Linked DNA regions of Homo sapiens: region 1 is linked to region 2. Evidence: chromatin contacts called from ENCODE Hi-C or POLR2A ChIA-PET data. All regions are on one chromosome and are shown on one strand. Each heading gives the region's core, a stretch centred on a gene start or an enhancer-like site at or near the end of the contact. The rest is flanking DNA. Distances are from core to core; before and after follow the strand shown.

Region 1 (5,884 bases), core at 931-3,430, 1.0 Mb after region 2:
CACTTTGGGAGGCTGAGGCGGGTGGATTACGAGGTCAGAAGTTTGAGACCAGCCTGGCCAATATGGTGAAACCCCGTCTCCACTAAAAATACAAAAAAAAATTATCTGGGCGTGCTGGCACGCGCCTGTAGTCCCAGCTGCTTGGGAGGGTGAGGCAGGAGAATCGGTTGAACCCGGGAGGCGGAGGCTGCAGTGAGCCGAGATGGTGCCACTGCACTCCAGCCTGGGCAACAGAGCAAGATTCCGTCTCAAAAAAAAAAAAAAAAAAAAAAAAAATTAGCCAGGAGTGGTTGTGCATGCCTGCAATCCCAGCGACTCCGGAGTCTGAGGCAGGATAATCGATTGAACCCGGGAGGCGTAGGTTGCAGTAAACCTAGATCGCGCCACTGCACTCCAGCCTGGGCAATAAGAGCGAAACTCCGTCTCTAAAAAATAAAAATAAAATAAAATAAAATACAAATTTAGTCCCAAGACAGTTGTGCCCATAGTCCCAACTATTGTCCCAGGTATTCAGGAAGCTGGGACAATAGCTGGTATTCAGGAAGGTGGGAGGGTTGTTTCAACCCAGGAGTCTGAGGCTGCAGTGAAGCCGTGATCGCTCTGCTACACTCCAGTCTGGGCAACAGGGTGAGACCCTGTGTCAAAAGAAAAAAAACTACATAATACATAAATACAACGCCATGATATATAAATCACGTTGTTTTTTGTTTGTTTTGTTTTGCTTTTGAGACGGAGTCTCACTCTGTCTCCCAGGCTGGAGTGCAATGGTGCGATCTCGGCTCACTGCAACCTCCACCTCCTGGGTTTAAGCGATTCTCCTGCCTTAGACTCCCGAGTAGCTGGGACTACAGGTGCCTGCCACCACACCCAGCTAATTTTTGTATTTTTAGTAGAGACAGGGTTTCACCATGTTGACCAAGCTGGTCTTTGAACTCGTAATCTCAAGTGATCCGCCTGCCTTGGCCTCCCAAACTGCTGGGATTACAGGTGTGAGCCACCATGCCCAGCCAAATCACCTGTTTTTAAACCATAGAAAAAGGGGAAGATAAATGTCAAAGGAGGACTGTATTTACAACTCAACAGTAAGGAAAATAAAGTCCTTGATTTAGATTCCCCCCCTTTCCAGTTTTCCACTTCTTTCTCCTCTCAAGCACCTTTTCTGCCTGGCAAGAAGCATGCAAAACAAACTACCCATTTGCTTTTCTTCTTCTTCTTTTTTTTTTTTTTTTTTTTTTTTTTGGAGACATAGCCTCACTCTGTCACCTAACCTGAAATGCAGTGGCTCGGTTAACTGCAACCTCCACCTCCCACCTCCCAGGTTCAAGCTATTCTCCTGACTCAGCTTCCCCAGTAGCTGGGATTACAGGCGTGCGCCACCATGCTCGGCTAATTTTTGTATTTTTTAGTAGAGATGGGGTTTCGCCATTTGGACAGGCTGGTCTCGAACTCCTGACCTCAGGTGATCCACTAACCTCAGCCTCCCAAAGTGCTGGGATTACAGGCATGAGCCACCGCGCCCGAACTACAATTCTTGGACGTCTCCATTAATTCTTACTGCTCTTCCATCCCCAATCTTGTCTTTCTCGGTGTCTTGATTACTTGAAAATCATCCCTTCGTCTCTGTTTCTCGAGCAGTGCCCCTTCCGCAACAGTACGCGCTCTCCTTTTTTTTTTTTCTTTTTTTCTTTTGAGGCAGGGTCTCAGTCTGTTGCCCAGGCTGGAATGCAGTGGCGCGATCTCGGCTCACTGCAACCTCCGCCTCCCGGGTTCAAGCGATTCTCCCGCCTCAGCCTCCCGAGTAGCTGGCATTACAGACGCCCGCCACCAGGTCCGGCTAATTTTTTTGTATTTTTAGTAGAGACGGGGTTTCACCATGTTGGCCAGGCTGGATTTGAACTCCGGACCTCAAGTGATCCGATCTCTTCGGCCTCCCAAAGTGCTAGGATGACAGGCGTGAGACACCGCGGCCGGCCGCGCTCTCCCTTTCTTGCACTCGTCTTTATCTTCTAAGCCCTCCACATGCTTTTAAACTGTCAGTCTTTTCATTTTTATTTCTTCCTCTTGGACGCATTTACCCAAATTGGCCCGAGGGAGGCTGAGACAGCAGATACGAAAGAAAAATGTGTGTATGCGTGAGTCTTTGGGTGGCGAAGAAGGAGGAGGAGGAATGTAGCTCGGGGCTCGGCCCCCGTGCTGGGATTCCGAGGGCGGGGGACAGGATGCGCGCGCGGCGGGTAGCGTGCCACACGGCACGTCCCGGCCGCTGCAGGAAGGCGGGGCTCAGGTCCCGCCGACTCCCACATGCTGGGGGACACCGGGAGCGCCTCCCACTCCCAGCCCGCCGGAGAGCCTTGCAATTTTCAGGAATCGGCGTCTTCTCTGGAAAGCCGCCAAAGGTTTTAAGAGGGTTTCGCCTTAAGGGCAGATGTTTTGTGCTAGGCCAGTAATCCTCAAACGTCCCTTTTAGCCCCACTCAGCTGTGTGAGTTTCCATCCCCATCCCCTCCTCTCACCCGACCACGTTGCCTCTTTAGCTGCAGGTCCTTTTATTGCTCTTCTTTCCCACGTACACTCCACGTTTCACATTTCACGCTTCCACACAGCCTCCTATGTTTACAAACTCTCTCCCTTCATTATGCCCGAGCAGCACGCTGAGTCTTTTTTAAAGTCAATTTTATGTATAAAATGTACACAATACAATTCAAACCTTTTAGGTGTGCAGGTGGACGACTTTTCTCTCTCTCTCTCTCTCTCACACACACACACACACACCAGTGTTGCCACTACCCCAATCCGCACAGAAATTTTCATCATCTTAGAAAGCTCAGCATCCTGAATCTTGGGCAGTTAGCCTGTCATTTTTCAATCACGACTTACAGGTTTTCTCCCTCACGCATTCACTTTTTCATATGTTGGTGAAATATTTACGTAAGTACCACGTATGAACCAAACACTACGGAAACAGAAACAACCGGGAAACTAGAGCAACTCAATGTAAAAGGGAAGGCGCATACAATAAGACACATACTTTTGTTTCCCCTTCACCTATAGTATTTCTGCTAATCCTTCCCCTTCCCCTTTAAAAACAATTAAAAAAATTTTTTTGTGAGTATGTAGTAGGTGTATATATTTATGGGGTCCATGATGTTTTAATGCAAGCATGCAATGTAAAATAATCACCTCATGGAGAATGGGGTATCCATCTCCTCAAGCATTTATGCTTTGAGTTACCCCCTCATCTTTTTAGACCCTCAGACAACTTAGTCAGCTGACCAATCCTTCCTGAGAAATAAATGTTCTTTTTCACCCTTTTTTTATGTCTTCCTGAGGAAGGCTGACGGTGAATGAAGCGCATTAGACTGAGAATAGCTGCTGAGTAGAAAACCGGTGGGAAAACAGAGAATTTCCTGGAGGCATGGGAGGGGCACGCTGTAATGAGTGGGAATGTCACAGGCGCTGTTTCAAAAAGAGTGGATGAAAGCCTGAGAATGCGGCTGTAAAGGCTACTGGAAGGCTCCTCGGGCAGGGGACAGGATGTGAGCCCCTGGAATAGACTCATAAAAGAAAATGTTAGCACATACCATTGAATTCACTGAGACACATGAGAAAATATGGGAAAGTCGGAGAGTGGAAGAAAATGTAAAGACCCCCCTCCTCCCCAAAGAGTACGTTGTGTAGTGGGGTAGAGTGGAAAATCAATCCAAGAAAAGTAGCAAACGGACCCAAAGATGAAGAGGAAGAAAAGAAACAGCAACACGAAACGAAAAAAAAAGCCACCAGATTTGTTGCAACGTTGATGTAAACCTGGCCGTCTTCCTGAACCAGTGACCCAGGGTTTCCGCTTCCCTTTGCTGTCATCTTGCTCAAGTCTAGAAGCTGAAATATCATCATCAACTCGACATGAGGGGATAACCTCTAGATCCACTCATCAGATGCTCATCAGACGTTCCAATTACAAAACTGAACCTCTTCTTAGTGCTGGGGCGGTTAGAATGCAAACATTTCAAGAAAAAAAAAACATTGTTTTCTAGTGGTGATAGAATTGAGGGTGAGTTCTTCCTTCCTTTATTTTTGTCTTTTATTTTTTTCTACTTTACTGAAGGGCACATGCAATAAAGCAGATAAAAATGCACTAATCTGGAGTTTACAGTTGGGTGAATATTTATATCTGTATTCACAGGCATAAACATTAACCGGATCAAGATCTAGATTTTTTTTTTGCACCACCATGCCCAGCTAATTTTTTTTTTTTTTTTTGAGATGGGAGTCTTGCACTGTCGCCCAGGCTGGAGTGCATGGCGCCATTGGCTCACCATAACCTCCAACTCCCGAGTTAAAGTGATTGTCCTGCCTCAGCCTCCTGCGTAGCTGGGATTACAGGCACGCGCCACCATGCCCGGCTAATTTTGTATTTTTTAGCAGAGATGGGGTTTCTCCATGTTAGTCAGGCTGGTCTGGAACTCCTAACCTCAGGTGATCCACCCCCCCGCCCCCCGCTCCTTGGCCTCCAAAGTGCTGGGATTACAGACATGAGCCACCGAGCCTGGCAAAATCTAGATTCTTTAACATTTCTTGCTCCTCAAAAAGGCTCCTTGTGCCGGTTCAAGTCTACAGCCGCCCTTGCCAGAAGAAACCAAGATTTTTTTTTTTTATTTTTCGAGATGGAGTCTTGCTCTGTCCACCCAGGCCGGAGTGCACTGGTGTGATCTCAGCTCACTGCAACCTCCGCCTCCCGGGTTGAAGCCATTCTCCTGCCTCAGCCTCCCGAGCAGCTGGGATTACAGGTATAAGCCACCACTCCCAGCTAGAAATCACAATTTTCACTTCTGTCATCATCAATGAATTTTGTTGTTCGTGACCTTTAAATGGAACCATACAGTATGTACTCTTTTGTGCTCAGATGTTTTTTTCACTGAGCATAGTGTCTATGAGTACTATGTGGTGGTGTTGGTAGTTCATTCCTTCTTACTGCTGAGTAGTATTCCACCTTTGGCTATGCCAACATTTATTTATCTATTCTCCCACTGATGTACGCGTTATTGTTTCCAGTTTTGAGCTATTATAAACATTCCTGTCATTTGCTCAATGTATGAATTCTTTTCTCTTGGGTGTATAATTAGGAATGAGATTGCTGGGTTGCTTTTTTTTTTTTTTTGAGACGGAGTCCTGCTCTGTCACCCAGGCTGGAGTGCAGTGGTGGCCATCTCGGCTCACTGCAACCTTCACCTCCTGGGATCAAGCGATTCTCGTGCCTCAGCCTCCTAAGTAGCTGGGATTACAGGCATCTACCACCATGCCCGGCTAATGTTTTTGAATTTTTAGTAGAGACAGGGTTTCATGATGTTGGCCAGGCTGGTGCTGAACTCCCGACCTCAGATGATCCACACACCTTGGCCTCCCAAAGCGCTGGGATTACAGGCGTGAGCCACCGCACCCGGCCTGGGTTGTTATTTTTTGGCAGTAAATAGTAAATTCTAAACAGAAACAAGTGGGCTACATCTTTGTCTTAATATGCGTATGGTATTTTAATAAAAATCTTTTAAATACATTATTTAAGTTGATCTTCAAACTTTAGTGTGAAGTAAAGTAGATAATGTTATCGCCATTTTACAGGTATAAAAGCTGAAAGATAATTTAAATGGCCAATTTAAGGTCATAATATCTCGTTTTTTTTTTTTTGAGACGGAGTCTCGCTCTGTCATCCAGGCTGGAGTGCAGTGACACGATCTTGGCTCGCTGCAAGCTCCGCCTCCTGGGTTCATGCCATTCTCCTGCCTCAGCCTCCTGAGTAGCTGGGACTATAGGTGCCCGCCACCACGCCCGGCTAATTTTTTGTATTTTTAGTAGAGACGGGGTTTTAATGTATTAGTCAGTATGGTCTCGAT
Region 2 (6,272 bases), core at 3,359-5,858:
TTCCCATGACAGAGGCCCACACGGGAGCTTTTGAAGGACACTTTTCTATTCTCACAGCCCCATTCTCCCAAGCCCTTCACAAACCTGTCTTCTTATTTATTTTTTTGAGACATGGTCTGGCTCTGCCACCCAGGCTGGAGTGTAGTGGCGCAATCACAGCTCACTGCAGCCTCGACTTCCCGGTCTCAAGTGATCCTCCTACCTCAGCCTCTGGAGTAGCTGGGATTACAGGCGTGTGTCACCATACCTGGCTACTTTTTGTATTTTTGGTAGAGACGGGGTTTCGCCATGTTGGCCATGGCTGGTCTCAAATTCCTGAGCTCAAAGCGATCCACCCACCTCGGCCTCCCAAAGTCCTGAGATTACAGGCGTGAGCCACCGTGCCCAACCCACAAACCTATCTTCTGATTTCTCTGGATTCAACTCATTTTTTGCCATTTTCTCCTCTTCTCCCTCTGCGAGGTCTTTCATGTTTTTCCCCATCTCTAGATCTGTAACTTTCTAGAAAGGGCCCTGTAGCTTTGGGTTTGGGTGTCATAGGCGATAATGAGCTTTACTTACTATCCTTTCACCATTTTTTGGTTTTTGAGACGGAGTCTCGCCCTGTCACCAAGCTGGAGTGCAGTGGCGCGATCTCGGCTTACTGCAACCTCCGCCTCTGGGGTTCAAGTGATTCTTCTGCCTCAGCAGGCACTGCCTGCCCGAGTAGCTGGGACTGCAGGCGTGTGCCACCAAGTACAGCTAATTTTTGTATTTTTAGTAGACACGGGGTTTCACCATGTTGGCCAGGATAGTCTTGATCTCTTGACCTTGTGATCCACCCGCCTTGGCCTCCCAAAGTGCTGGAATTACAAGCGTGAGCCACCGCACCCGGCTTCCTTTTTTTCTTTTGCCCAGACTGGAGTGCAGTGGCGCGATCTCGGCTCACTGCAGCTTCCACCTCCCAGGTTCAAGCGATTCTCCTGCCTCAGCCTCCCGAGGAGCTGGGACTATAGGCGTGTGCCACCCTGCCTGGCTAATTTTTTTGTATTTTTTGTAGAAACAGGGTTTCACCATCTTGGCCAGGCTGGTCTTGAACTCCTCACCTCAGGTGAGCTGCCTGCCTCAGCCTCCCAAAGTGCTGAGATTATAGGCTTGAGCCACTGTGCCCGGCCTCTTCTTGTCTTATTTTCTAAACTTCTATCATCTTCCACCTTCTTCACGCAGTCTACCTCTCTCTGTCCTTCCCCTCAGACCCTTCTGATGACTGTAATCTCCTGTCCTGTGTCATCCATATGTCCCTCCTCCAGTAGGGCTCAGCCTGTCCACCCCTGCCAGGCCTCTAGTTCTTCCACTCTGCCTTTGTTCCACTTTGGACCTCCTTGTGTTTGTCTGACTCAGTTCCCAGGCTTGGATCCCTTCACCCAAATGCATGGTTTGCCCCAAACCTGCCTTCTGGTGACACCTTCCTCTTCTCTGCCCTCCAGCCTCTGCCTCGGTGCACCCTCTCATTGACCCCCTGGCCTCAGGGTCTCACCTTACCCGGATCCCCTACCCAGCTGGAACTCTCCCTAACCCCCTGCTTCCTCACCCTCTGCACGAGAACGAAGTTCTTCGTCACCAGCTCTTTGGTAAGGATGGAAGTTGGGGTAGGCAGCTCCAATGAGAAAAGGGCAGAAAGGAGGTATTTGGGTGGGGGGATGGGCCTAGTTGGGCTTGGGGAGGGATGAGGAGGTGCCTAGAGGAGCTGGGCATGGGAATAGGAGAGCTGGAGCTCTGCCCAAGAGAAGCACGAGTTTTAGTGTCAGCCTAAGAGGTTCGAATCCCAATTCCACCCTACCACTGGCAACTTACAGAACTGGGTGTGTTACCTCACTTTTTAGTTCATTACCTTTGTATGTAAAGGAGCTGGCTATCCCCTGGTCCAGAGCAGGTACTTGTTATCCGTTGGTCATATGCCCCTTGCCCTTCCTGCTCACAGCTGCCCCTTACCGGGACCTGCCGGCCTCCCTTTCTGCCCCGATGTCAGCAGCTCATCAGCTGCAGGCCATGCACGCACAGTCAGCTGAGCTGCAGCGCTTGGCGCTGGAACAGCAGCAGTGGCTGCATGCCCATCACCCGCTGCACAGTGTGCCGCTGCCTGCCCAGGAGGACTACTACAGGTACCCTAGGGTGCCCCAGCCCAGGGGACATGGGCTCAGCGAGCCTGGGAGGAGCTGTGGGCATGGTACGGCTGGGCACCGTGCTCCTGGGGGAGGGAACCCCTCCTCTCCCAACCCCTTCGGTAAGAGGGGGCAAGGTCAGAGTTGGTCTCAAGTCTCTTACCTCTCTGCTATGCACTGCCCCTTCCCTAGTCACCTGAAGAAGGAAAGCGACAAGCCACTGTAGAACCTGCGATCAAGAGAGCACCATGGCTCCTACATTGGACCTTGGAGCACCCCCACCCTCCCCCCACCGTGCCCTTGGCCTGCCACCCAGAGCCAAGAGGGTGCTGCTCAGTTGCAGGGCCTCCGCAGCTGGACAGAGAGTGGGGGAGGGAGGGACAGACAGAAGGCCAAGGCCCGATGTGGTGTGCAGAGGTGGGGAGGTGGCGAGGATGGGGACAGAAAGCGCACAGAATCTTGGACCAGGTCTCTCTTCCTTGTCCCCCCTGCTTTTCTCCTCCCCCATGCCCAACCCCTGTGGCCGCCGCCCCTCCCCTGCCCCGTTGGTGTGATTATTTCATCTGTTAGATGTGGCTGTTTTGCGTAGCATCGTGTGCCACCCCTGCCCCTCCCCGATCCCTGTGTGCGCGCCCCCTCTGCAATGTATGCCCCTTGCCCCTTCCCCACACTAATAATTTATATATATAAATATCTATATGACGCTCTTAAAAAAACATCCCAACCAAAACCAACCAAACAAAAACATCCTCACAACTCCCCAGGAACATGGCTGTGACTATTCTTTGCGGGATATGGGGGTGAGGCTGGGTCTCAGTGCAGCGGTGCTTAGAGAGAACTGCAGCCAGGGCCTGGCAGGGAAGCGGGAAGAGACCAGACCTTCTTAAGGAACGGGGTGTGGGGGCTGGGAAGAATTGGAGAGGGGATCCCTGAAGAGCCCAGAGCCTTGACTCAGCTGGAGGCGGTACCATGGGTGCTGGTGCCCCCTCCTGCCCCAAGGCTGGGCAGGACCGCTGCGCGCCAGTGGAGGCCTCGGTCTGGGCTCTGTGGCTTATGCCTGTGAGACGCGGGTGGATTGCTTGAGCCCAGGAGTTGGAAACCAGCTTGGGCAACATAGAGAAACCCCATCTTAAGACAAAATCAGCTGGGGGTTGTGGTGCACTTGTGGTCCCAGCTACTCAGGAGGCTGAGGTGGGAGGATCACTTGGGGGTCGAGGCTACAGTGAGTCATGATCGCACCACTGCACTCTAGCCTGGGTGACAGAGCAAGGCCCTATCTCAAAACAAACAAACAAAAGACACCCCAACCAACCAAACACTAGAGGCCTGGGACAGGCCCACCTCTGACGTGGTCAGTTCTAGGAATCTATTCAGACGGGTCTCACTGCTAGGAGCCACCAGAGTCCTCCGGAACAAGGGCTTCAGAGTCCTGAAACCTTTCCGTGGAATACTTTAAGAAACGGTTATGAGGCCAGGCGCGACGGCTCACGCTGGTAATCCCAGGACTTTGGGAGGCCGAGGCGGGCGGATCACGAGGTCAGGAGTTCCAGACCAGCTTGGCCAACATGGCAAAACCCTGTCTCTACTAAAAACAAAACATTAGCTGGGCATGGTGGCGCGCGCCTGTCGTCCCAGCGACTTGGGAGGTTGAGGCAGGAGAATCGCTTGAACCCGGGAGGTGGAGGTTATGGTGAGCCAAGATCCCCCCCAGCTGCACTCCAGCTTGGCGACAGAGCAAGACTCCGTCTCAAAAACAAAAAACAAAGCCGGTTATGAAGCGGGGGTGGGGTGGGCTAGTTTTAATAGGTCCAGGCGATTAGTACCTGGCATCCTTAACCACCTACAGTTTGAGAAGGGAGTGGGTGATAAAAGCCTGGAAGGGAAGGGAAATCGGGCCGGGCATTAGGCTCCATCGCTCATCAATAGACAAGGCCTTTAGGAAACTGCGACAACGGCTTTTGCTCTGGGCCTTTACTGCCGAATCCAGGTCTCCGGGCTTAACAACAACGAAGGGGCTGTGACTGGCTGCTTTCTCAACCAATCAGCACCGAACTCATTTGCATGGGCTGAGAACAAATGTTCGCGAACTCTAGAAATGAATGACTTAAGTAAGTTCCTTAGAATATTATTTTTCCTACTGAAAGTTACCACATGCGTCGTTGTTTATACAGTAATAGGAACAAGAAAAAAGTCACCTAAGCTCACCCTCATCAATTGTGGAGTTCCTTTATATCCCATCTTCTCTCCAAACACATACGCAGCAGTGTTACAGCTCTTTTAGAATTTGTCTAGTAGGCTTTCTGGCTTTTTACCGGAAAGCCCCTCTTATGATGTTTGTTGCCAATGATAGATTGTTTTCACTGTGCAAAAATTATGGGTAGTTTTGGTGGTCTTGATGCAGTTGTAAGCTTGGGGTATGAAGGTTTGGGCCACGCCTGGGCGCTTCCGGCTGCGCCGGATGCTGTTTCCTTTCCGCTCCCAGGGGCGTTGGGAACGGTTGTAGGACGTGGCTCTTTATTCGTGAGTTTTCCATTTACCTCCGCTGAACCTAGAGCTTCAGACGCCCTATGGCGTCCGCCTCGACCCAACCGGCGGCCTTGAGCGCTGAGCAAGCAAAGGGTGAGAATCGTCCTAGTCAAGGCATAGGCTGCTGGCCTGGGGTAGTCAAGGCATGGGCTGCTGGTCTGGGGAGGATGCGGGCGGAGGATGTGGGGCGACAAACCTGGCTACGTCCGCCGGGAAAATGGGGTAGGGGACGCCGGGTACCGTCCTTCTAAGTGGGGCGCTTGCCCCCAAGACTTGGGATCTTATTGGGTTACCTACAGCCTCAATCCACTAATTCCTTGCGCTCTCCGCTGGGCCCGCTGTCTGTTCTCCGACGCCTACCCGGGACGCCTCCCTGGGATGCTTCTGGCGCGCAGTGGTCCTCGCGGAGGTGATCCAGGCGTTCTCCGCCCCGGAGAATGCAGTGCGCATGGACGAGGCTCGGGATAACGCCTGCAACGACATGGGTAAGATGCTGCAATTCGTGCTGCCCGTGGCCACGCAGATCCAGCAGGAGGTTATCAAAGCCTATGGCTTCAGCTGCGACGGGGAAGGTGGGTCAGACGCGGGAAGGCGGGTCAGACGCGGGAAGGCGGGAGTTGGGTCGGGAGAGGGCGCCGGATCTGTGGGCCCATGAGCGGTTGTCCCCTTTCTCGCCACACGGCGGCAGCCACAATCTGACTAACATTCTTGGCACTCAGAGCCCAGGGTCTACCCTGAGCTTGTGCGTCCGAGTTGCGTTTTGTACAGTAGAGGTTCTGTATCCCTTACCCGAAATGGTTGGGACCGGAAGTGTTTCGGGTTTTTTCAGATTTCGGAATATTTACATATACATGGATATCTTGGGGGATGGGACCTAAATCTGAACACGAAATTGTTTTGTTTCATATACACGCACCTTATGCACATAGCCTGAGGGTAATTTTATATAATAGTCTGAATAATTTTGTGCATGAGACAAAGTTTTGACTGCGTTTTGACTACAGTCTCCCCCACCCCCCACTATGAAGTCAGGTGTGGAATTTTCCATTTTCGGCCTCACACTGGCACTCATAATTTCAGATTTTGGATTTTCTAATTAAGGATGGTCAACCTGTACTGTTAATCACATTATTATTCCATTTTGTGATGAGGAAGCAAACTCTAATGGTGCAGACTCTCGAGTAGCAGAGCTGGACTTAAATGCTGTTGTGCCACCTTTTAGTGACATGTCTGCATGACAGCAGTGGCTGCAGTCTCTCCAGGGTGTTTCAGCTAATTTTTGTTTGGGGGGGGTTGGTGGTTAAATTTTTGGTGAGATCCTGGTGTTCCCCAAAGGTGTTGACTGATTCAGCTCTGCTGCCTCATAGCCTTCCTGAGTTCCAGCTACAGACCTGGGGTCTCGTGTTCATTCTTGGGGTTCCAGTGACTAAACTGCTAAAATGGTTCACCTGAGAGCAAGAAGCACACTGCCTTGGGACATTTTCATTCACTGCATCCCATCTAGTTGTGCCCAGTGTAGACCAAATGTCATCATCCAAACCACACGGGACAGAGGCCTGCATGCGTCCTGTTTGGCAAACAGCTGCCCAGCCAGTGGGGGAGCAG

Evidence for each region. Hi-C counts contacts between places; a loop is a spot of excess contacts on that map. ChIA-PET counts read pairs that join two places held with the same protein, here RNA polymerase II (POLR2A). Pooled maps may share reads with other maps.
Region 1: a pooled map shows a loop between it and region 2 (4-fold over the local background). The contact joins the enhancer-like site here to the promoter of C12orf57 in region 2. A Hi-C loop is called at or near these places in 5 of 50 pooled maps. POLR2A ChIA-PET finds 5 or more read pairs at or near these places in 8 of 52 experiments (CD4-positive, alpha-beta T cell, GM12878, OCI-LY7 and 4 more).

Annotation. Positions count from the first base shown.
Region 1 is chr12:7,968,576-7,974,459 of GRCh38, forward strand. No RefSeq gene overlaps it. Among named protein-coding and RNA genes, the nearest start is that of SLC2A3, 35 kb to the left of the region's middle. RefSeq lists enhancers at 1-63, 64-776, 2,202-2,915. Within about 2 kb of position 2,181, at least 38 of the 41 ENCODE cell types and tissues checked have a DNase peak (open chromatin) inside an H3K27ac peak, as active enhancers do; they include CD4-positive, alpha-beta T cell and GM12878, where a contact is called at or near this core.
Region 2 is chr12:6,939,414-6,945,685 of GRCh38, forward strand. It overlaps C12orf57 (chromosome 12 open reading frame 57), which reads left to right and starts at 4,609. Exons shown (of 3, transcript NM_138425.4): 1 at 4,609-4,760; 2 at 5,063-5,239. The coding sequence starts at 4,709. RNU7-1 (RNA, U7 small nuclear 1) reads left to right here and starts at 4,403; the gene lies at 4,403-4,465. ATN1 (atrophin 1) reads left to right here. Exons shown (of 10, transcript NM_001940.4): 8 at 1,467-1,610; 9 at 1,961-2,141; 10 at 2,334-2,908. The coding sequence ends at 2,367. RefSeq lists enhancers at 4,417-4,996, 4,496-4,685, 4,986-5,105, 4,997-5,576, 5,116-5,265 and 1 more and a silencer at 4,899-5,158.